3 separate regions of the Homo sapiens genome follow, and regions 2 and 3 are each linked to region 1. A link is an interaction called in ENCODE POLR2A ChIA-PET data of the cell type or tissue named here. Cell type or tissue: Panc1. All regions are shown on one strand. Each heading gives the region's core, and the rest is flanking DNA. Links, peaks and the distances in the headings are about the cores only.

Region 1 (8,261 bases), core at 2,142-6,141:
TTCCTTACACCTTATACAAAAATTAATTCAAGATGGATTAAAGACTTAAATGTTAGACCTAAAACCATAAAAACCCTACAAGAAATCCTAGGCAATACCATTCAGGATGTAGGCATGGGCAAGGACTTCATGTCTAAAACACCAAAAGCAATGGCAACAAAAGCCAAAATTGACAAATGGGATCTAATTAAACCCAAGAGCTTCTGCACAGCAAAAGAAACTACCATCAAAGTGAACAGGCAACCTACAGAATGGGAGAAAATTTTTGCAATCTACTCATCTGACAAAGGGCTAATATCCAGAATCTACAATGAACTCAAACAAATTTAAAAGAAAAAAACAAACAACCCCATCAACAAGTGGGCGAAGGAGATGAACAGACACTTCTCAAAAGAAGACATTTATGCAGCCAAAAGACACATGAAAAAATGCTCATCATCACTGTCCATCAGAGGAATGCAAATCAAAACCACAATGAAATACCATCTCACACCAGTTAGAATGGCGATCATTAAAAACTCAGGAAACAACAGGTGCTGGAGAGGATGTTAAGAAACAGGAACACTTTTACACTGTTGGTGGGACTGTAAACTAATTCAACCATTGTGGAAGTCAGTGTGTCGATTCCTCTGGGATCTAGAACTAGAAATAACATTTGACCAGCCATCCCATTACTGGGTATATACCCAAAGGATTGTAAATCATGCTGCTATAAAGACACATGCACATGTATGTTTATTGCGGCACTATTCACAATAGCAAAGACTTGGAACCAACCCAAATGTCCATCAATGATAGACTGTATTAAGAAAATGCGGCACATATACACCATGGAATACTATGCAGCCATGTAAAAGGATGAGTTCATGTCCTTTGTAGGGACATGGATGAAGCTGGAAACCATCATTCTTAGTAAACTATCGCAAGAACAAAAAACTAAACACCACATGTTCTCACTCATAGGTGGGAACTGAACAATGAGAACACATGGACATAGGAAGGGGAACATCACACACCAGGGCCTGTTGTGGGGTCAGGGGAAGGGGGAGGGATAGCATTAGGAGATATACCTAATGTAAATGACGAGTTAATGGGTGCAGCACACCAACATGGCACATGTATACATATGTAACAAACCTGCACGTTGTGCACATGTACCCTAAAACTTAAAGTATAATTTAAAAAAAGAAGAAAAATAAAGAAAAGCATCCCAAGAGCAGTGGAATGGAGGCTATGATTTCTTTTTTCTTTTTTGTTTGAATTAATAATTTCTAAAATATATTTTATCTTTACACTAAGACTATATTTTTTTAACTTTGATTTTGGGTTCAGAATTATATGTGCAGGTTTGTTATATAGGTAAACTCATGTCACGGGGATTTGGTGTACAGATTATTTCGTCAACCAGGTACTAAGCATAGCACAGTACATGATAGTTACTTTTCCTGATGCTCTCCCTCCTCCTACTATCCTCCCTCAAGCAGGCCCCAGTGTCTGTTGTTCCCCTCTTTGTGCCCATTCGTTCTCATCATTTAGCTCCCACTTATAAGTGAGAACATGTGTATTTGGTTTTCTGTTCCCACATTAGTTTGCCAGGTAGGCAAGAGGTAGTTAAGATATATGGCAAGGAGACCCCATGAGTTTCCTATTGCTCTTGCAATTACCACAATTTCTTGACTTAAAGCAACACAGGTATATTAGCTTACAGTTCTGGAGGTCAGGAATCTGAAAAGCATTCTACTGAGCCAAAAATCAAGGTGTCCACAAGTCTGTTTCTTCAGGAGGCTCTAGGTGAATCTGTTTCCTTGCCTTTTCTGCCTTCTAGAGGCCACCTGCATCCCTGGGTTCATGGCTGTCTTCTCCCTTCAAAGCCAGCAGTTACATCACTCCAACCTTTGCTTCAGCCCTCACATCTCCTCTGATTCTCCCACTTCCTCTCTCCCTTGTAAGAAACTTGTGATTACATTGAACCCACCTGAATAATCCCATTTCAACACCCTTAACTTAATCACACCTGAAAAATCCATTTTGCCAGGTAAGGTAACATATTCACAGGTTAGGATAATTGATATTTGGACCTCTTTTCTGGGGGAGTAGCATTATTCTGCCTCCCATGGGGGTGTTGTTTATTTCATTTGGAATCTCATGGATAAGCCTCAGATACTGTGAGAACCACATACAGACAGAAACACAAGCCTGAATAGTAGGACACATTATTGGTCACACCTGGGTGAGACATGGTGGACTCTTGGCTCATATGGCCTAGATTTCATTCCCCACCCCAGGTCCTATTCACTGTGTGATTTTGACCATGTAAATTTGTGTCCTCAGAACTCAGTTTTCTTATCTGCAAATTAAGTCTATTAACAGAACCTATTTTATAGGATTGCTGGGCTGATTCAATGAAATAATGTGTATGTGGTATTATGCACAGTAAGCATTAAATATTATTTATAATAGAATAGAATCATTATATATTATTTATTAATGATGGTCATAGTAAGCATTAAATAAATATTATTAATAAATAACATGTATATATGTATGCATATAAATAAATACATGTGATACATATAAATAAATGTGTATTATTTATTAAAGATGGTCATAAATATGCCCCAAGTAAACAGGAACCAGAAACCAGAGACAAAAAATAAAATACGCATCCCTAATATCTTTCTGCAGCTGCCACAGGTGATCGGGAGGAGATGGAGAGAGAAGAGAAATGTGCTGGCTCAGAGGCTGGCTTGGGGTTGCTGACCTCCATAAAGGATCAAATCCGAAGCAGCCAATACCCCTCTCACAAACAGGCCAAAGAGCCTCTGGGCAGGACCTTGTGCTTTAAAAGAACACCCAACTACAAACACCAAAGCACAAAGATTTTGTTTCCTTTTTTTTTCAGTCTCATAAGAAAGTTTTTTGAAAGTGTGATCATTGATTGAGTGCATGAAAACTAAAGAAAGACGAATGGGCCAATGAGCGCCCCCAGGCCAGATGGAGCTAGGGACTGTGAGCTCTGTGGCATGACTGTGCTGGATCGAAGGAAAGGAGGAATGAGAACCATGGCCTCTGCCCTTGCATTTGCCTAATGTTAAAAAAAAAAAAAAAAAAAAAAAGCAAATCATGTAGTATATGTGGACAGACTTACATCGCCAAATACCTGCATACCCTTTCTCTGTTTTATCTTCTGCTCCAGTGGTATCATCTTGGGAGGTGCTTAGAATTACTTGAAATCCCAGATTTTTTTTAATGAGGTATTTTGGAAGGAAATGCACCCTTCCCAGCTCTCAGGGAGCTTGACTTGGTCTGTGGTTCCCTTTCTGAGTTTGGATAGCTCCAGAGGCCAACCAGGAGTTCTGGGCACTGATCGCCTTCCCCCACCCCAGCAGAGTCGGACTACTGCTCAGCTCATGTGAGCAGCCTGGTCCCCAGTGAAACACTCTCCTTTAGCTTCTAGGGCACCAGCAGCTGGACCAATAGACTATAGGAATCTTAAGCAGGAAGCTGGCCAGGCTTTGGACACAGTTTGGTTTATAGTTGAAATATTTAGACATATAGTATGTGCACCTCCAGTTGTACTCTTGCCTTGGGAGCTGTAAATATGAGGGGCAGATCCATAAGCAGTATTTCCTCCTGCCATCATTAAAGGGTTGTTCGTGAACCAGATAGGTGGAATACATTAGTCTTCCTCTAAGCTCACAGAGACATAGACCTACCCGCAGAGATTTAAAGAGCAGGAGAAGTGGGCAGAGAGAACCCTGCTGGAGAAGAAACATCTTCCAAGTAAATTAAGGTGTCTTCAGGCCTAGAAATATAAAATATAGTTTCTCTGCAAATCAATTCCATGAATTCTATCTGAAGGTAAACAAAGACATATTCAGAGTTGAAACCACATCCCTTATGGTAAAGGAAATTGAAATTACATTAACAGAGAGAATGTCCACTTAAAAACTCTTCAAATCAAGTCCTCTTTTATGTCACATAGTCTTTATCAGAAAAAGGATGTAGGGGTCCAGGTCATTTCAGAAGGTATTTCAGGACAAGCATGTCTGATAAAGCCCTGGGACACCCAGCAGCCAGACTTCCTTGGGAATTCTCATCTGCTGCTCTCTCAAATCCCTGCCAATTCCTGTGCCTTGAGATCCAACCTTCCGCAGGGAGGCTGACCACGCACAGTTGATTGTCCTGAACAATCATCTCCAACATTTCTAGTGTAAGAGTTCCATCTAAGAAAAGCTGCTGCACTGGTACAATAAAACGTCTCTCTAAGGAAATACCCTTAAAAGTGAAAACAACCGATGGAAGCAAAGCTGATCTGAAAGAACCATGTCAATAGGAAAATCCCAAATGCTCAGCCAGGAAAATGAATGAACACATGTGATAGAAGGGGTCAGGAGGGAAGCCAATGCAGAGGATACCCTAAGTAGGTCAGTGTTCAGATTACAGCCATCTGCCTGGCAGCTGCAAGCAAGGGAACAGCACAGGATCTGAACACCCCTCTTCGACCATGCTGAGGGCCCAGGGACACATCTTTCTCTCCTTCCCTTTCTCTTCCTCTCCTTTCTCCTAAAGCTCAACTCCATCTCCTCCTTCTTTCTCCATCCCCACCTTTATTCCCAAACTTACTAAGCAAACGTTCTGACATCTCTGCTATTGCCAAATGTCTAATGATGCATACGGCATATCACAGAAAAGGAATATATTACAGGAACAAGGAAATAAAAAGAAAGCCAAAGTCCAAAGCTTTAACAACAACAAAAAATCTATCTGCGCACACAGGAACTGGTTTTAGAGCAAGCAATGCACAACATTCCATGCTTTTCCCTCAAAGCCCCCGGGCTCATCTGAAAGGTCAGGGAGAAAACGGATGGAGTAGTATAAAGTCCTTTTCTTTCCTAAACAATGTAATCTTTGTAAACTTAATGTTAGGTTTTCTGAAATGCCCTGTAAAATCCTGTGTCTCCCAGCTCTCAATTTCGAGAGTGCAATTAAGCTCCCGTGTGCAGACTTGCTTTGTTTCACCCATGGGCACGTGTTTAGAATGAAAGAGATGGTCTCATCCATCACCCAGATCTTCTTCAACAGGACATAAACGGGGCCACAGAGGGGAGCGAGTCAGGAGTTTATTTGCTACCAACCACTTTCCTTCACCAGTGTCTTGTCTTTCTCCTCTGAGACCTCCCTGAGGCTGCAGGGCCTTCCTCTCCACCTCAAACTCCTACGACTACTGCCCTGAATTATAATTTCAAAGTTTCACAGTTTTCTCAGAACAGTTTCCATTTCCCTGGCTAGACTGAAAGCTTGTTCAGAATTTACATTTCATGTAAGTCTCACCACATCCCCACTCCCGTAGATCCCCTAGGGCAGAGCTGGTTCCTGATCCAGTAGATTCTGAGTTGGTGTTTACTGCCTGATGCGGTGCTGAGAGCTTGCTCCCTGCTGGGAAATGATGGATTTTCATATACGGAGACTTGGTATGAGTACGGAGACATGGTATGAGTACCATGACATGGTACGGAGACATGGTATGAGTAGAGGTGAATGTTATGAAGCAGCCCCGTGTACTGAAAAAGCACTGACTTCAGAGAACGACCAACCGGAATCCGAATCCTAACTCTGCCACTCCTTGTAACTTAGAAAGTTACTTTACCTTTCTTTACTTGCTTCTCTATCTGGAAAGTAGGAAAATAACACCAACCTCTCAGCATAGATACATGAGGAGTACAGTAGATAATATGTTTATTGGCAAAATAATTGGATGGCAGGAAAAAAAATCATCCATGCCCTCCTGGAGAGATTTTAGTATTTTTAAAGGAGTAATATATTAAGAAAATCAGGAGTTGGAGTGAGAGCTCAAAAAGCATTCTCAAGCCATAAAAAGTATTTGGTATATAGGCTTCAGTGGAGAGTGAATGTTTGAAATCTGATAAGCAGAGGCTTTTTATTTATTTATTTATTTATTTTGGAGGAGAAGGAGGAGGAAGAGGTTTAGGTTACACAGATTTGGAGTAGCACCAAGACAAAGTTGAACAGAGCAATTGAGCCTCACATTACATCCCAGAATTTCTTCATGAAAATTAAACTTACAGTTGACATGTTTATGTAATATACAGCAAGTCATTTTGTAATATTTTTTCCCTAAAATATTGTTCCAAATGAATGTCATCTCATAACTAAGAGTATCCAATAACTAAACACTTTGTGACCCAGAGTTGGTTCTTAGTAAGTGACATTTTTCTTTCCTTCTTCTCTCCCGTTTTCCCTGTAGGTATAGGAGAAGAATGAACAATATTAACCCCCTAGGCATGGAGGAGCTGCAGGAGGAAAGGAAGATTTGGAGCCAAAAATAGCCTCAAATTTTTGAAGTCATGACTAGCGCTAAAATATGCCCCTTCCCAGGCAAGAACTATTAATTCAATCACTGCTGTTAGCTGCAACACCACATTCCTCTTACTCTGCCACTGTGCCTTCCATTTCATTCCACAAACATTGTTTAGTACCTCTTCTAACCTAGGTGCCATAGGAACCCCCAAAATGAAGAAAACATTTCCTTGCCTTAAAGGATGTCGCTAGTCAGATGGACATGGCATGTACAAAAATAACAGGGGGCCGGGCACGGTGGCTCACGCCTGTAATCCCAGCACTTTGGGAGGCTGAGGCAAGTGGATTGCTTGAGGTCAGGAGTTCAAGATCAGCCTGGTCAACATGGTGAAACCCCGTCTCTACTAAAAATACATAAAATCAGCCAGGCGTGGTGGTGCACGCCTGTAGTCCTAGCTACTCAGGAGGCTGAGGCAAGAGACTCACTTGAACCTGGGAGGCAGAGGTTGCAGTGAGCTGAGATTGTGCCACTGCACTGCAGCCTGGGTGACAGAGCAAGACTCCATCTCAAGAATAAATAAATAAATAGACAAACAAACAAATAAAATAACAGAGAAGTCAACTGAATGTGCCAAGTCCCTAAAGAAAGCACAAATAAGCAACAGATATTCACAGAAAGTATACAAGGCACCAATTTGGTGGAATCTGGAGGGCTCTGTAGAAGAGGTAGCATTCAAGATGGTCATTAAGGCTGGGTACAACTGTGATATGTAGATTTGGGAGTAGAGAGGACACTCCCACACATCGTGATGTGATTTTACCACCCACCCTCACAGCAACCGCCGCCACACCCTCTGCCAGCCAGGGTCTGGGCAAGGCCTCAGTGTTTTCTTGGATTCTAATGCACCTCCCACTCGGACCCTTCAGCTCTGGCTCTCTTTTCTTTATCACATACAGATTAGAAGCTATAATATAAGCCATACACCTCAAAACACCCAAGACACTTCCAGATTCCAGCACTTCTTTGGGATCACTCAGCAATCCCATCTGTAGTTTTCTGTGCCTCCCTTCTTTTTCTCCCTACCAACATGTCCCATTCTTGTCTCTAAGCTTGTGCTTTCAAAGCAGAATGCCACATAGGATAGCAAGAACAGGAACTCTGGAGTCAGAAAGGCCCAGGTTAGAACCCTGATCTGCCACATATCAGCTATGAAATATTTAACCTTCCAGAACTTCCAGTTTCTCATTCATAAAATGGGCCTAATAATTTTACTGTATAGGTCTGGTGCCCTATAGAATTAGGATTAAATAAAACAGAACATCTGAGAGTACCTAGAATGTGCTGTCTCATAGAAGACACCATGCTATCAGCTCCTTCCTTCTTCGTATCTATTAAAAGTAATGGCAAAAGCCACAATTACTTTTGCACCAATCTAATACAATGCTTGTTCCACTAATAACATGTATTCAAATTTGCCCCTGACCCTCCAGAAAATTTATCACCTACCAGGAGAGAATGGGTGCCTTTGCCCATGGAGACTGACTCTTACCAAAGCAGCTCCTTTCTCTTTCTGTATTTTGCAGGATAATTTTAGTCCTCTCACTGCAAGAACATTTTGTTCCTAACCAGTTTGTTTATGCTCTATATCAGTTTATATTTGTACAATCACTGATGTGTTTCTTTTTTCTATTTATTTATTCACTAAAGTGAATCTAGCTTAAGTGTCTACCACATGTGCCTAGAGGGCTGAAACCAGCCCTGTTTCACTTGGTTTGCACAGCACTTGGGCCAGGGCAATGAAAAGAAAAGCACTCAATCAATACTGTCTAATGTTGGTGGACTTATAGTAAACTTTAATACTTTTCAAAAGCTTTTATTCTTCCCAATTTCTAGCCCTGGCAGATCTTCACAAAGTGGATCAGAATTATTTTCTCCTAAT
Region 2 (8,261 bases), core at 1,960-5,959, 360 kb before region 1:
CAAAGAAGAAATCAAAATGAAAAATATAAAAATTTTGATCTCAATAAAATTTTAAGCAAAATATTTAAAATTTTCTGAGATGCTGCTAAAGCAGTAGTTATAGGAAAATTTATAGCACTAAACACTTATATTAGAAAAGGAGAAAAGTCTCAAATAAATAACCTCAAATGAATGACCTTAGGAAAACAGATAAAAAGTGAATTCAATCCAATATAAGTATAAAAAGAAAATAAGTCAAAAGCTGGATTTTTGAAAAAATAATAAAACTTATAAACCTCTAGCCAGAATGATCAGAAGTAAAGAGAAGATACTAATTTATAATATCAGAAATGAAAAAGGAAACATCACTATGGATTCTACAGATACTACAAAGATAATAGGAAATGTTATAAACAATTTTATACCATTAAGTTTTAAAACTTAGATGAAATTGGAATATATTTTAAGATTAACTTTCTCAACCTGATAAAGGGCACACATCTATGCAAAAACCACACCCAGCAGCACATGTTATAAAGGAAATCTAAAACCTTTTCACCTAAGATCAAAAACAAAACAAATGTCTGCACTTAATAGAAACAGAAATTCAACATTCTATTTAACTGATGTATTCTAGCTCAAGCACAAGAAATGAAAGGTATACAGATTAAAAATGAACACTCTCTATTTGTATATGACATGATTATCTTTGTAGAAAATCCAATGGAATCTACAAAAAAGCTACTAGAACTAATAAGTGAACTTTCAGGAAGGTTAAGGAATAGAAGAGCAACATAAAAATCAATTTTATTTCTGAAGAAAAATGAACAGTAAGACATTTAAATTAAAAAACAAAACCATTTACAACAGCATAAAATATGTAAAATACTTAGGAATATAAATAGGACAAAAGATGTGCAAGACCTACACACTGAAAACTGTAAAATGTCACTGACAGAAATTTTTTTTTTTTTTTTTTTTGAGATGGAGTCTCGCTCTGTCACCGAGGCTGGAGTGCAGTGACGCAATCTCGGCTCACTGCAACCTCCGCCTCCTGGGTTCATGCCATTCTCCTGCCTCAGCCTCCCAAGTAGCTGGGACTACAGGCACCCGCCACCATGCCCGGCTAATTTTTTGTATTTTTAGTAGAGACGGGGTTTCACCGTGTTAGCCAGGAGGATCTCGATCTCCTGACCTTGTGATCCACCCGCCTCAGCCTCCCAATGACAGAAATTTTTAAAGGCATAAATAAGTATATTTTGTTCATAACTTAAAGAATTCAATGTTGTTCAAATGTCAAATCTCTTTAAATATCCATAAAGCCAACAGAATTCTAGCAGCCATCTCTGTAGACATTGATAAGCTTATTCTGATATTCACATGGAAGTACAAAGGATCTGGAATATCCCAAACAAGTTAGAAAAAGAACAAAGTTGGAGGACCAAAACTTCCTGATTTCAAAACTCATTATAAAGCTACAGTAAAAAAGACTGTGGCATTGGCATCAAAATGGCTAAATAGATCAATGGAAGAGAACAGAGTACAGAAGTTGCTCATATACATGGAATAATGATTTTTAACCAAGATGCAATAGCAAATCAGTGGAGCATGAACAGTATTTTCAATAAATGATGCTTAAACAATTGGATATTTATATGTAAAATAGTAAACTTTAATGAATGCTTTTCACCATATACACAATTAACTCAAAATGGATCATAGGCCTAATTTTAAAACCTAAAACTATGTAACTTCAAGTGGAAAACCTTCGTGACCCTGAGTTAAAGATTTGTTAGATATGACACCAAAAACAAAAATCCATAAAAAGAAAAAAATGATAATTTGTACTTCATTACAATTAAAAACTGCTCTTTGAAACATTATGAAAGGAGAATGAAAACACAAGCTATAGCCTGGGAGACAATATTTGCAAATCACATATCTGATAAAGAATTTTGCATCTACAAGAGCCTCTATGGTGTCTGGTTAAGTGTATGGATTCTAAAGTCAGGCTGCCTGGGTGGTATCATTATTAACTATGGTATAACCCTTTACAAGTTTCTTAACTTTTAAATGCTTTCATTTTTAAAACTTTTGAATCTACATCCAAGCAGTCTTATGAGAACTAAATGTGTTAATTAATATAGGGTTTATTGACTAATATTTAACATGGAAAGAATGTTCAATAAGTTTGAGAGAGAGAGGGAGAGTGAATGACAGTGAGTGTAAACCTATTATTGCTTACCTCTGTAATATTGGAATTATTAGAATTATAACCATTTCTGGTAGTTGTTGGATTTTAAACATTAGCCTGATAATTTGTTTGTCTCAAAACATAAGTGAGAAAGCCTATTATGCTGACACATAGGGCATAGAAGTGAAATCTACCTCCAAGAAGTACCAGTATGTCTGACAAGAGTAAAAGAAAAAAACAAGGTCAAGAATCGGATTTCCTGCTTTGACCACTGCTTTTCTAGCTGGCCGAGAAATCACATAACACCTCCTTATTAAAAGGGTAACCGAACATCTGTCACTGAACAATGTTCAACCTAGGGTGTTAAAGCAAATCTTGGTCACAGATGACAAATGTGTCAGGAAAAGAATCCTGAACAGGAAAGCAAAATATGATTGTATGAATTTCTGCTTTGGCTAAGAGTTGATTATAAAAACATTGTGGTCTGTGCCAAAAAAAAAAAAAAAAACTGAGAAAATGTATGCCAAATAAAAGGTTAAATTGATCTACTTCTTGCATAAGCAATTGGCTTGCCTACTGACAAAAGATATTATGGATATTTAAATGGCCTTTATGGTTGTTGATTTTACAAGTGATGCACAGATTCACAATACTTCAGACTTTAATACCAAAGCTGCAGAGGAGTAAATTCTCACAACATGTTACACACCATGCACTGAGTCCACTTACACTTCCACCTCCTGCGAACCTTTCAACTGAACAGCAACATCATACATCTTGGTATCGGTGAGGTGCCTCTTTCCCATTGTTTCTGGCTTATGAAGCACTAACATCAGTTTTGAGGGACAAAGCTAGAAGTTAGATATAAAATAAGAAAGAAAAGAAGTTAAAAATGAAGCAACAGAAGTCTGTGTCACTTCAAAAGTCAACTTAGGAAAAGCATTAGATCACTTGGGAAAAGGTGTATTCCACACTCAGCTCATTGATGTTCGATGTGGCTATTGAATTTTGGCATGAAGCACACTGTGATTCAAAAGTGAAGATTGCTTCATACAATTCTGCATTGGAAGGCAATTCTCACCTTTTTTTTCCCCAAGCTGTTCTTCACAGACCTCTCTTGTTTCTTACAGGCTAGATATGATACAGCCCTTCAAGGCAGAAACAGGAGCATTTTCAGAGACGGAAAATTTGTGAATCTCTTGTCTATCTTGGAAAATGGGTACTGAAAATTCCAAATGAATACAAACTAGTTGTAGATCTCTTTGGCACCATTCCAAGCTATGCTGTTGAAAGCATTGACAAGCTTAGAGACAGGAATGGTTAGTTTTGGAGCTTAGACAGGCAAAGGAAGTACTCTCCTTTGGCATATAAAATATGTAGACACAGAAGAATGATCTCAGTCACAGTAGCAGCCTGGTTCTGCTAGGGTTTTTTTTTTTCAGCAGAGACTGTCCCTCAGGTAACAAAAATCCCAAACCAAGACCAGCCATGTGAATGGCAAACCAACCACATTCTCTCGTCTTGGACTTGGTGAGCTTGGACCTTCTACAGCTGTACTCATTTAAAACTGCAGCCTAACAAATATTTCTCACTTATTCATTAAATCAACAAATATCTGTTAAGTTCCTACTAAGTGCCAAGCACCATTATACAATTACTCAAACAATTCCACCTCTAAAGGAGCAGTAGTTCTTAAAAGATGAGGCTTTTTCTGATTTATGGGGTTTCTCTTATTCCTGAAGGCATTAAGAAAAAGTAAAGAAGAAATTTGTTGTGATGAGAATTAGTGCACCAGGTTTATATCCTAGATCCTTGAGAGAATGTTAGTGGTTATTTAAGATGGAGAGGTAAGTAAAACTTGCTCCACTCTGTTCATTCTGTATTTGAGGAATGTACAGAATACTGAAGAAGGGGAGGGGGTAGTGCCAGGCCTCTTTGAAAAGGTGCATATGGACTAATTCCTGCAGAGCCTCCCCATTTCCTTTGTATAAAATGCACAGAAGCCCTGTCCAGCTTTAACCTGACCTGTCTCTCCTTATTTGGATGTGAAGACTGAAGTCAGCCAAGTAGTGTCCCTGGTATTTGTAATTGGCAGAGATGGCCAGGGAAACCACCACTGAGATTTCATAGTTGCATGACTATTGCTGATGAAATGATTCATTTGCCTTAGAATGAATTGCTAACCATGAGGTCAACTTCAGAGCAGTCAACAGCACTCAGCAAGAGACCAATCAGTAGGAGGTGTATTCTTCAAAGATAAGAGTGAATCTTTCCAGTCATACATAGTAAAAGAGAAGTACAGCTAGAGGATATATATTGAACTTTTACCATAAATTTATGAAAGAACCAACTCAGCAGGTCTAGCTAGACTCATATTGACTTAAAGAGCTTGAATAAAAATATGTTTTTTTCTAGAATATAAATAGTTTTGTAGAAAAATAGCAAACAGGAGCTATAAAATGAAATTGAATGAGCTTATATAGGAACTTGAATCTTCTCTTATAATGCCTTAAAATGCTATTTCATGTCATCCTAGAGGTTGAAATGTCTATTAATCAGCTTGCACAGGTTTTACCAGTACCACTGTTAAGTTGTGTCCTTCAGGTATTTTACCCTTCTCACTACTTTTTTTTTTTTTTTTTTTTTTTTTGAGGAGGAGTCTCGGTCTATCACCAAGCTGGAGTTCAGTGGTACGATCTCGGCTCACTGCAACCTCCACCTCCCTGGTTCAAGTGATTCTCCTGCTTCAGCCTCCCGAGTAGCTAGGATTACAGGCATGTGCCACCACACCTAGCTAATTTTTGTATTTTTAGTAGAGACGGGATTTCACCATGTTGGCCAGGATGGTCTTGATCTCCTGACCTCGTGATCCACCCACCTCGGCCTCCCAGGGTGCTGGGATTACAGGCGTGAGCCACCTTGCCCGGCCCTTCTCACTGTTTTGAATCATCAAAATAAATGTTCGATACTGCTTTTTAGTTAGTTAGATTTTATTGACCTTTGGATGACTCTAACACTTGAAAAATCAAGAAAGGATCTAACAAAAGACTAGACCAAGAGGACTCAAGATTCTTCTCATTCATTTTTGAGATGCTTCTTTAATTGATAAATTATATCTGTTTGAATGACCAAGACACAAAAAGTTTTATCATAGAGGATTTTCAAAACAACATAATAGGGAGATTAATATGTTTCCTGGCTTTTCAGAATTTGGGTGGTAGGCTAGTGAGTGCTAGGAACAGCAACCTTTAAAATCATTGGTAATGGTTCCATTATTTGAAGTTTCCCTTCCCTAACCCCACCTTGTTGGTGCAGGCTCTTCATAGCTACTAAGCAGCATTAACAAGTAAGAACACCAAAAATTGTTGATGGTCTTCTCCACCCACTAGAAGATAAATTTCATGTGGGCAAAATTTTGGGTATTTTGTTGGCAGCCGTATATCTAGTATTTGAAACAATGCATATCACTTAGGGAGTACATAATATTTAGGAATGCGTTGAATAAATTCACAGGAAGTTTTCATCTGCCAAGGGATATTGTAGTTCACACTGTCAAATAAATACCCAGGAGCTTAACTTTTGTCTAATTACTGCCTCTTCAGTATTCGAGGGACTCACAGAGCCTAGCTATTTGAAACAGGCTTTTTCTGATAATTTAAATACTTGGTTTTAGTCAAGTACACACAAATTTGTATAGAGAAGTTTGGTATGGATATTAGTGAAGCCTAAACTATAAACACTCCCTGGGAATTTTAGATTGACTTTGGCAGATCACCAAAGGGTATAACAATTCTAGTTTAGAAGTAGGATCAGCAAGAACCAAAATTGGGTCAACATTCACTGAAGGTGAAGGTGGACAGCATCTTTGCTGAAGCCCTAGGTCACATGAGTTCAGGATGAGAGAGGACCTATGGTTGCCTCCCTACTGACTATATAAGAGAATAATAGACACCTGACTATATAAGAGAATAGTAGACACCAGCCACTAAAGTTGTGGAAGAGAGGCTAGGTATTCTGATAAAATAATTACCTGGGAGGAGCTGATATAAAAGAACTCTGATTATAAATTGGGTCTTTATTTCCCATCGTGATTGAAGACTGGGGAAAAATGGTTATGCATGAATTTTAAGGATCCTGTTAAAAATAAATTGCTTGAGAAACAGTGTATACCATCAAAGTAGATAATTTTAGAGAGTAAAATCAATATTTGGGGAATAAATGTGAAATCTCTAAGTTCTAAAAGGTAATTGTATCTTTCCTTTCTAGTTTATGACCATTACTAAGAGGAATCACTTAAACCAACATTAGCTTAGAGGTAAAGGTCTCTAGCTGCTGAATAATTAATTTCAGAAGTTCCAACTATACATCCCTGAACATTATCTAAGCTGCCAACTCATTTATTCCCTGTATCAAATCTTTCCTTTTCTTTGGACCACGTAAGACCTTTCCTCAGCTATATTCATTCACACTTTTTTCCCAGTTCATTAACCAATAGTCAATCTTTCTAAAACTCTGAGGCAGAAAGTTTAAAAAAGGGGTTATAGATGAGAACTATGAGACTCTGCTGTATGTATCTGTGGTAATTCTACTAATTAGAGAAAACCTTGTCAACTGAAACACACACACACACACACACACACACACACACACACACATGCATACACATAGACAAAGAAATCAAAATCAAAACACAGTACTTAGCTCTTCCACCCCTCCCAGCCCCCACGGTGGCCTTTGCAGACAGTGTCTAATTAAGGTATCCACTTATAGTTACTTGTCAGTTATCAACTTTTAGTTGGTTATCCTTAGCAACATTTCTGCTCTAGATTTAGTTAGAAATAAATCTTTAATTACATGGATTAGATCTAAATGCCATACGAAGCAGCAAATGAAATAAGTCACTTCATCAAACTTAATTATTTTTACTAAACTTTTGAATAAAATAGATTTTCCTGATGCAGTTTAAAAGAAGTAGAGCAAATAGCCATGCGTGTGATCTACCGTCCTTCTGGAGCAAGGATAGCTAGTCTTACACTACAGTAAAAAAAAAAATTACTCATTTTTATATTTTATTCCCCTAAAATTTTACATTCAAATGATACCTTCCTTAACGATTTAATAGAAATTTTTCTCCAGCCTTAACTTTCAATATTTCAAAATATCATTGTTAATCTTTGACCTTCTGTCATGGGGTGAGAAACATAATAAAAATATATAATAATATATGAGAAATAATGTATATAATTTAATAGTAAATAATATACTTCGGTCATAAGAGACATTTTCTTCATATTTTCTGAGCAATGGAACACAGTCTGTAATAGTTTCATAGCTTTCTTTTCTACACAGCAGTTCCCAAACTAGTGTTTCTAATATGTATGTTTGGCAGAAATAGAATCACTCACAAAAGGAATTTTCAAGATTCTGTTCTCTAACTAGCCAATATCTTGTCTTTTCCATCCATGAAAATGATAACTGCCCTATTTTATCAAGGTTTCTTTGGTTCTCACCAATACATTTGTTTTATTTAATGGTAGGCATGTAGGAGAGAAATCTTGGTTCATATTGTGAAAGTAAAGTCACACACAGTTAAAAAAAAAAGTTATTTACATGATCCTATAGCCAGGAGCAAGATATTGATTAGATTTTCAATTGTGAACAAAAGCATCTAAGGATGAGAATTCTTTCCAAATCTTTCCTGAAGAGACCTATAACAAATAAGACTTCCTGGACTGACACAATAATGTTTTCTGCTAAATCTTTTCTAGTTTTAAGAAAGTTATGTGAATGTGAAAATTGTGCCTGCTACTTTATATTCCAGGAAATTATATAAGGTGATTTCTAAGGCAATTTTCATAGATGTAGTAACATTCAAATGACCTTCTCCAAGTCACAATCACTCTTCCTTCCTCAACACCCACCAGTTTATTTCTCTTGACAGATGTTTCCTTCTCTCCTTCTCTCATTTATTTTTTCTTTCAACTCAATTAACTCCAGTTCATAATTATTTATTTAGTCCTTGTTATGTGTAAGACACTATAAGGATTTGAAATATTAATAAAGCATTGTAAGTCCACTGGAATTAGAG
Region 3 (8,261 bases), core at 1,960-5,959, 98 kb before region 1:
GAAAGTGAGATTCTTGCTCAAGTGCTTTTTCCATAGCCTGAACAGAAGACAAATGGAGACATAGGCCATAATTTGTCTCTACAACTCCCTTGTTGCCTTCCCCTGCATACATGTCATCATCACCACCACACATACCACCCACTGTGGTCTTCATAGGGAACCAGGTACCAGGGACTACAATTTGGCAGTCATGGTGACACAGTTAACTCCAGGAAGTTAAAACCACTTAGGGTCCAGTTGGTATAGCAGGCACAATAAACCTCCTAGAATCAAAGATTTAGAAGCAGTTCCAAGAGTCCATTTTAGCCATAAATACACCTCCGTTGCAGAAGGATACCAATTTAGTCCCATACAGCTAGAGGACATTAACCAGACCATATGCAGCTCCTTGGTTACTTACCTATGCCACTCAGTAGCCAAGAAGGAGGACATTGCAGAGGTATTTGGCCCTTGAAAAGTTTTATAGAAAAGTAGTTTCCAGATTCTACTTGTTATTGTCAGACTTTCCTTTTTCCTAAACTACTCCCTTTTCCCCCGAGCCAACCACACAGACTCCAATGTGCATTCTCTCTGTCTCTCTCTCTCTCTCTCATGCGCACACACACACACACACACACACACACACACACACACACACACACATCTTTAAAGCCAAATCCTTTATCCTTGGCAAGGTTTTGATGTTTCACCAGGATATGTAGGAACTGGACCATGATTAGTTTTTTTTTAAATCTCATGTCCTACCAGGATATTTGTATGCCTTAGAAGATGCTCCTCAGTTGTTAAACTGTACTGTCACCTCCTTGTGGATCTTCACAATCCTGAATTACACCAAGAAGAGGCTGCCTTAGTCAAATGGCCACAGCCAGGAGGTTGTGGACTAATACCAGTAGTGGTCAGTACAAGTTATCATATGATGGCCAAGCCCTTTCATGATCCCAGCCCTGTCCTTTTTTCTGAAACTCCCATTTCCAAAAACCAAGATAGACTGTGAATGCATCCATGGCTTGTTCCATTTTCTCTGCCAGGCCTCACACTGTATAAAACAGACTCTTGTTGGAGAGCTGGCTGGGTGAGTGTGTATTAGTCCATTCTTGCATTGCTATAAAGAACTACCTGAGACTGGGCAATTTATTAAGAAAAGAGGTTTAATCAGCTCATGGTTCTGTGGGCTACACAGGCTTGTGCTTCCGGGGAGGCCCAAGGAAACTTACAATCATGGCAGGAGGTAAAAGGGGGAAGCAGGCAGTCTTCACATGGCCAAAGCAGGAGAGAGAGAGAGCGAAGGGGGAAGTGCTACACACTTTCAAACAGAGAACTCACTCACTAACAACAGCAAGGGAGAAATCCACCCCCATGATCCAATCACCTCCCACCAGGTCCCTCCCCCAGCACTGGGGATTACAATTCATCATGAGATTTGAGTGGGGACACAGAGCCCAACCATACCAGAGTGCTTATTATGTTCCTGAAATAGAGGCACCTACACCCTTCAGAAAATTTGAATTTCTGCTTATAGCCCATGTATTCACTCAATACACTCTAGCACAATCTAGACCACTGCAACTAAAAAGGTGGAGGTTGAAGAGACTATTCTCAATGAATTTAAAAAAAAAAAGTTTAGAAACCAGCCTTGGATAGGGCCTAGTTGCATCTAAGTTTGTCTCACAGTTATTGTTCTTTATAAATTTCTTGATAAAATTAACAGGGATAAGATTGCTTTGGAAAATACACTGCACTACACCACCTTCATCCCAAGGGTGTTTTCTTAGGAAGCCACACATGGAAGACATTGCCACCCACAAAATCAGAAGCTTCTGTTGGACTTCATTAGAGGGAGGGAGAGACAGTTGCTCAGAACTCTCAGAACATGCAAAAATAGAGAAGGAGAGAAGCAGTTGTTTATAAACTTTCTGTTACTAGGGTTTTGATTTTGTTTTCCCCGAAAAATATGTTCAGATTTTCCAATTGCATAGAGTAGACCTGTTGTCTAATTGGGTCTTCACTTTCTCCAGGAACAGCTCACCTCTGTGTGTGGCTGACTTGTGATGAGTGGGAGCACCAGGGTGAGGCATGCTCCCTCCAGCCATCCCAAGGGAAGGGTTTAAAGACAAGAAGGCTCCTGCTGGTGTGCTTCCCACAGAAGCTGCAACACATACACACACACACACACACACACACACACACACACACACATAAATGGGATGCAGACTAAAACACTAAGCCTTTGTCCTGACAACTGCTCAGCTTACATACAGGGTTCTCCTCACCTAGGGGTCGGCTTGTCAACGTCTAGAGGCTCCTGGGCTGAAACAAACCCTATTCCTTTCCTCTCCACCCTCTGATTCCATCTCAGCAACTGCCGGGTTCAAAAATAATTCAACTAAATCAAAGTTTCCAAGAAGGTATTCTAGGATAACATTTCACTAAGCCTTCATTGTAGTACCCTGTAAACGGGCAAACTTGCCTCCAAAACAGTGATCCAACAGATATTGTATAAGAATTGGGCAGGCCAGGTGCAGTGACTCATGCTTGTAACCCCAGCACTTTGGGAGGCCAAGGTGGGCAGATTGCTTGAGCCCAGGATTCTGAGACTAGCCTGGGCAACATGGAAGCCCTGTCTATACAAAATATAAAAAAATTAGCCCAGGCATGGTAGCATGTGCCTGTGGTCCCAGCTACTCATGAGGCTGAGATGGGAGGATTGCCTCAACATGGGAAGTCAAGGCTGCAATAATCTGTGATCACACCGCTCCAGCCTGGGCAACAGAGTCTCAAAAAAAAAAAAAAGAAAGAAAAAAGACTTGAGCTAGTTGAAATGCCATGGAATTGTGTGCAAAGGAGCATCTGGAAAGGATAGAAAAGGCCTATTAAGAGCTAGCAGGAGGCCTTTGTCACTTGCTTGATGACCCCATGTCTGTTACCTTCCCTTCTGTGATAGGCAGAATAATGGCCCCCCAAAATGTCCGCATCCCCATTTCTGGCTCTTATGAAAATGTTACCTTACATGGCAAAAGGGACTTTGGAGATGTGGTTAAGAATCTTGAATGGAGAATATGTGCCACATTTTCTTAATCCAGTCTATCACTGATGGACATTTGGGTTGGCATTAGGAGAAACACCTAATGTAAATGATGAGTTAATGGGTGCAGCAAACAAACACGGCACATGTATACATATGTAACAAACCTGCACATTGTGCACATGTACCCTACAACTTAAAGTATAATAAAAACAAAATCTTGAATGGAAAGATTCTCCTGATTATTTTAGTGGGTCCAATGTAATCACAAGAGAGAGGTAAGAGAGTCAAAGTCAAAAAAGGAGATGTGCCCATGAAACTGAGTTAAAGAGATGCATCTTGAAGATGAAGGAAGGGGCAGTGAGCCCAGAAAGGCAGACAGACTCTAGAAGCTGGCATAGGTGAGAAAACAGATTTTCCTTAGAAGCCTCTGGAAGAAATGCAGCATTGCCAACACCTTGATTGTAGACTTCTAACCTCCAGAACTATAAGGAAATAACTCTGTGCTGATTTTAGCCATTAAGTCTGTGGTAATTTGTTACAGCAGCAAAAGGAAACTAATACTCCTCCCCTGCCTCCATCATCCAAGGAGCCGACACCAGCAAACCATGTTTCCCACACCTCCTTGCCACTTGCCTTCAGTTCTGCTCAGCAATGCTTCTGGCTGACCTGTGATGAGTGGGAACGCCAGGGTGGGGTATGCTCCCTCCAGCCATCCTAAGGGAAGGGTTTACCCAAAGTCTAACTCCTATCCTGGTGTATTAGTTTGCTAGGGCTGCCATAACAAGTGCTGGAAAGACACTGGAGGCTGGAAGGAAGACAGAAGCAAGGGTGCTAGTTCCCCTCTCCTGCTCTGGACCATGCCCAGCAGTTGTTATATCTCTTCAGTGGTCTCAATTCCTATCCTTATTACCCAAGATCGCAGGCTCTAGAAACACTACCACCTCCCTTTCTCCCATCGACCCCATCTTTGAGTGGTTATAGCTCTTCTAATAACACCTTTATTATGAATTTAGCATATTAAACTCCTCCTATTAAAGTACCTGACGAGGGCTATGTTTTCTCAGCTGCGTCCCTTTAAGGCCCAGCCATATGTCTAAGGTTGGCTTCTTCTTATTACCTATAGTAGTGTTGCTTATTCACAGTGGTTAAGATGGGTGCTATATTTAAAATCCTCTCCCACACCTTTAGATCCCCTGGCAGAGTAACATTAATGGCTTTCCGGGGGATTGGCAGCATTTTCCCTTCTTCATGCCCAGCTTCTGTCACCATAACGAACAGGATAACTCCTCACGATAGTAGTTAAGTTGTAATTTTATTAGTTTATGCAAACTGGTATAATTCAGGTGTGGAGCAGTCAGATTTTTTTCCGTGCTCTAGTGACCTAGAAAAATTAGAGTGACAATATCATGAGGAATTCTTTTTTTTTTTTTTAGTCAGCCTAAATTTCACTGGGAAATCAGAAAACACATTTTTTGATGTGTGAAATGAAAGCTCATTCTCCTCAATTTTACTTAGTTTTCTTTCTGTAGTTGAGGTAAATAGGCAAGACTGTATTTCAGACATCACTAAATGAGAACATCATTTGAAACAACTCCATAGACTATTCCTTCTTCAGTTTTATTTGCCCAGGTCTGGGGAGTAGTGGTCTTTTCAGTCATAACACTGGCCCCTGTAAGTAGAATCTCAAGGTTTAACTCCTTTCCTGGTGTATTAGTTTGCTAGGGCCGCCGTAACAAGGTACCACAAATTGGGTGGCTTACGCAACAGAAAATTATTCTCTCACCCTTCTAGAAGCTAGAAATTCAAAATCGAGGTGACACCAGGGTTTGTTCTTTCTGAGGGCTGTGAGGAAGAATCTATTCTATGCCTCTCCCCTATCTTCTCATTGTGTGCTGGTCTTGGTGTTCCTTGGCTTATAGAGGCATCACTCCAGTTTCTGTCTGCCTTGATCTTCACATGGTATTCTCCCTGTGTGCCTGCATCCAAGTTTTCTCCAATCATAAATATAACGTACGTATTGGATTAAGGCCCACCCTAATGACCTCATTTTAACTTGACTACTTCAGTAAAGACCCTATCTCCAAATAAGGTCACATTCTGACGTATTGGGGAATATGTCTTCAAAATATGAATTTGACAGAAGGGACACAATTCAACCCATAGCATCTGATCTCCAAGGAAAGCCTTTTGGTATTCATGTCTTTAATTCAGGTAGACTGGGTTTATGTGCCTTCTACTTTTAATGTATTCACAGGTTTCTCTATGTCAGTGCCAAACACAAAACTCATTTGACCCAAAGGCCTTTTTCTCTATTTTTAATGTTCTTTTCACTGAGAATTGGAAGATTAACTTTAGGAAACTTTCCCCTTTAATCTTGAACATACTAAAGCAGACTGAGGATACTGTCCTAGATTCCATTTATTATTATTTGCAAATTAAGAATCACAATGAACGGGTAATATCGAGTTGTGTATTCCTATTAGTCAAGTCCTTTGAAGTCAGAACAATGGTAAAATATTTTCAGGCTATGTGACAGGAGTAAGAATAGGTGAAACACTGCAGACCCAGGAAGACATCCAGTCATTACACACTGCTAATGCAGAACTAGAACCACTCTGATGGATGTTCCTCTTCTTTTCCCCAAAACCCCTTAATTAATAAATTAATTAAGAAATTAATTTATTAAGTTCTTAAAAAACGTGTTTTCCTACTTCATATTCATTGTTTAGTTTCATTCATTCCTTCTAAACTTTCTGAGGGGAAATTGATTTTACAATATATAAAAAAGAAGGAAGGAAAAGTAGAGTGGACATACTTTAAATCATATAAAGAATCACTGATAGGCCTGGGACCAGACACAGAGTATGAGTCCTGGAAGAATGTCTGTATTTTCTATGATTCTATGTGACAGATATTGACATACAAAGGCCCACTTGACAAACATATAGAACACCTTCCTTTTCTTACTTATATAAAAATAAAACAAAAACACAAAAGCATTGTTTTTTTACAAGATCAAAATTGAAAGTGCTTAGGTCACAGCTCCTAAAGAACACATTCCTAGGGCAATCTAAACAAAACCAAGGCCACTATTCTCATGTTCATAAGCAAAAAGGTACCAACCATACAAAAGGAAAAGGCAACCAGCAACCATTAGTTTCATTCATTAAAAAAATTATTTCTCATTTCCCATAACCTTTACAATTCCTACTCTTCTGAAAAGGTATGTGCAGTGCATATATAATAAATGTATTCAGGGAAGAGTGTGATACTTGGATAAAAAAGTGGTTACACACATTAATTTGGGGGGAATACAGGATATTTAACGAGGAAGAAAACATTGCAGAAGAATGAACAGAGGTTCAGAATATTATTCCACTGCAGGTACCTATTTAGCTGGACACTCAAATGCCAAGTGACCAGCTGCATGGCTCAGCCACATGGACCTCATAACCCAGCCTCATTAAACGAAGCAACATGATCCACTTCCACAAGAAGCCTCTCACAGACTACTTTCCAACTGCCAGTCACTTAAGTGGTCAGTCATCTCTAGTTACTCTTTCCAGTCCTAGTCTAGTAATCCTAAACATCTTTAGAGTATCTTTTGTTTTTTTTCTCTTATGCCTAAGTCATCACCACTTGACTCATTTATCGTGTTAAAATACAGCAAGCACTTTTCATATATAAAGCCCCTTTGTTAAGACTAAGAACTGTGGCGTAATAAAGGGTGTCAGCAAAAATCAGAGAAACAAATACTCCTTTGAGAAGCTTCAATCTTCTGTGAACAACACGCTAAAAACTAGTTGATTATAACCTTCAATTAGAAAACATTTTTATACCCTGTATCTGGGGAAGGAAAGAAACTACCTAGTGGTCTTGTGATGGCAGTCGATTCTTTGTTGGGTCTTCATTGCATATTTAGTCATTGCAAAGGATCAAACGTATCAAAAAGTTTGGCAAGAAACCTTTCCTTCCTTTTCCAATTTCCCACATATTTTACAGACTTTGGCCCTTGAACACAAAAGCTGTATAAGCCTATTACTGTAAACTTATTCTGCCTGAAAATTAGTAGACAGAAGCAATCTTATGTTCTAATCATAGCCTAAAATTGCAGTTTTTGAGATTTGGAACCAAGCTGAAAATTATAAGTCAGAACAAAAGATATTTCAGTCCTTCACGTCTGGAAGAAAATTAGCATTAATACCTGTAGTCTCCAACTCCATATGGACCAAATGGAGGGAAAAGCATGTAATTTCAGTTGCTTTCTTTACTATCTCATTACCCTACTCCCTCATATCCATCTCACATTCATACTGTTTATATAAGCACATTTTCGTTTTCAGAACCCTATCACACACTAACTTTGAAACTCAATAATGTATTTCAATTTGAGTGGGTTTTTTTGCTATTGAAAACCAACAGTTACTGGTATATATGACAGTCATAATAATAATATAAGGCTTAAGAGATGGCTCCAGTGTCAAACTGCTGAAATTCTAATCCCAGTGCCATCACCACTTGCTATTAAGCTGAAACGTATAAAATTGCCTTTTTTGTAAGTAGGTCAAAAAATGATCTAACATTTACAATTTAATATGGTTCGATTTAATTGAAGTCTCATCTATCTGAAATAAGAGGAATAATAATAGTTACTTTGAGTAATTAATGAGATAATAAGTGTAAAGGATTTTGGTTGCATAATTACCTGTAACCAAAATAGCAAGTAATAAGTATAGCAAGGCAGAGCCTCTCAAATTTTAACATGCCTAGGAATTACCTGGGGATCCTACTCAAATGCAAATGCCAATTCAGTAGTTCTAGGATGGCGCCCAAGATTCTGCATTTCTACCAAGTTCCCAGATGATGCTGATGCTGCTGGTCTGAGAGCACTCTTTGACTAGCAAGGTTATAGGATGTTTCCCTTCTCTAATAAGAATCACCTGGAGGGGCGGGGCCAAGATAGCCGACTAGAAGCAGCAGCTATCAGAGGCTTCCATCGAAAAAAACCATAAAACAGCGTGCAAATCCTGCACCCACAACTGAGGTATCCAGGTTCTATCATCAGAACTGACTAGGTGGCTGGCGTGACCCACACAGAGGAAGGAAGAACAGTGTGGTGTGGCAGCCCACCCGAGAGCCACACAGGGCAGGGGAACCCCCACCCCCAGCCAAGAGAGGTGGTGAGTGAGAATCCTACCCAGCCTGGGAAACCGTGCTTTCTCCACGGAAGTGTGCA

What was found. Peaks named below come from ENCODE experiments on the same cell type or tissue, not always from the same donor. Only the 100,000 strongest peaks of a DNase experiment are listed, where the experiment ranks them.
Region 2: POLR2A ChIA-PET joins it to region 1 with 6 read pairs; 2 of 35 experiments call an interaction of 5 or more read pairs at or near these places.
Region 3: POLR2A ChIA-PET joins it to region 1 with 6 read pairs; 2 of 35 experiments call an interaction of 5 or more read pairs at or near these places.

The regions. Positions count from the first base shown.
Region 1 is chr5:57,452,831-57,461,091 of GRCh38, reverse strand. The region is part of intron 1 of RMEL3 (enriched in melanoma 3); the gene reads right to left. Among named protein-coding and RNA genes, the nearest start is that of ACTBL2, 26 kb to the left of the region's middle. In Panc1, for the core only: no CTCF peak of the experiment used is centred there; no DNase peak of the experiment used is centred there; H3K27ac peaks cover 1,100 bases.
Region 2 is chr5:57,812,341-57,820,601 of GRCh38, reverse strand. No RefSeq gene overlaps it. Among named protein-coding and RNA genes, the nearest start is that of LINC02225, 83 kb to the left of the region's middle. In Panc1, for the core only: no CTCF peak of the experiment used is centred there; a DNase peak (open chromatin) is centred at 4,291; H3K27ac peaks cover 2,038 bases.
Region 3 is chr5:57,550,574-57,558,834 of GRCh38, reverse strand. No RefSeq gene overlaps it. Among named protein-coding and RNA genes, the nearest start is that of LNCBRM, 16 kb to the left of the region's middle. In Panc1, for the core only: no CTCF peak of the experiment used is centred there; no DNase peak of the experiment used is centred there; H3K27ac peaks cover 259 bases.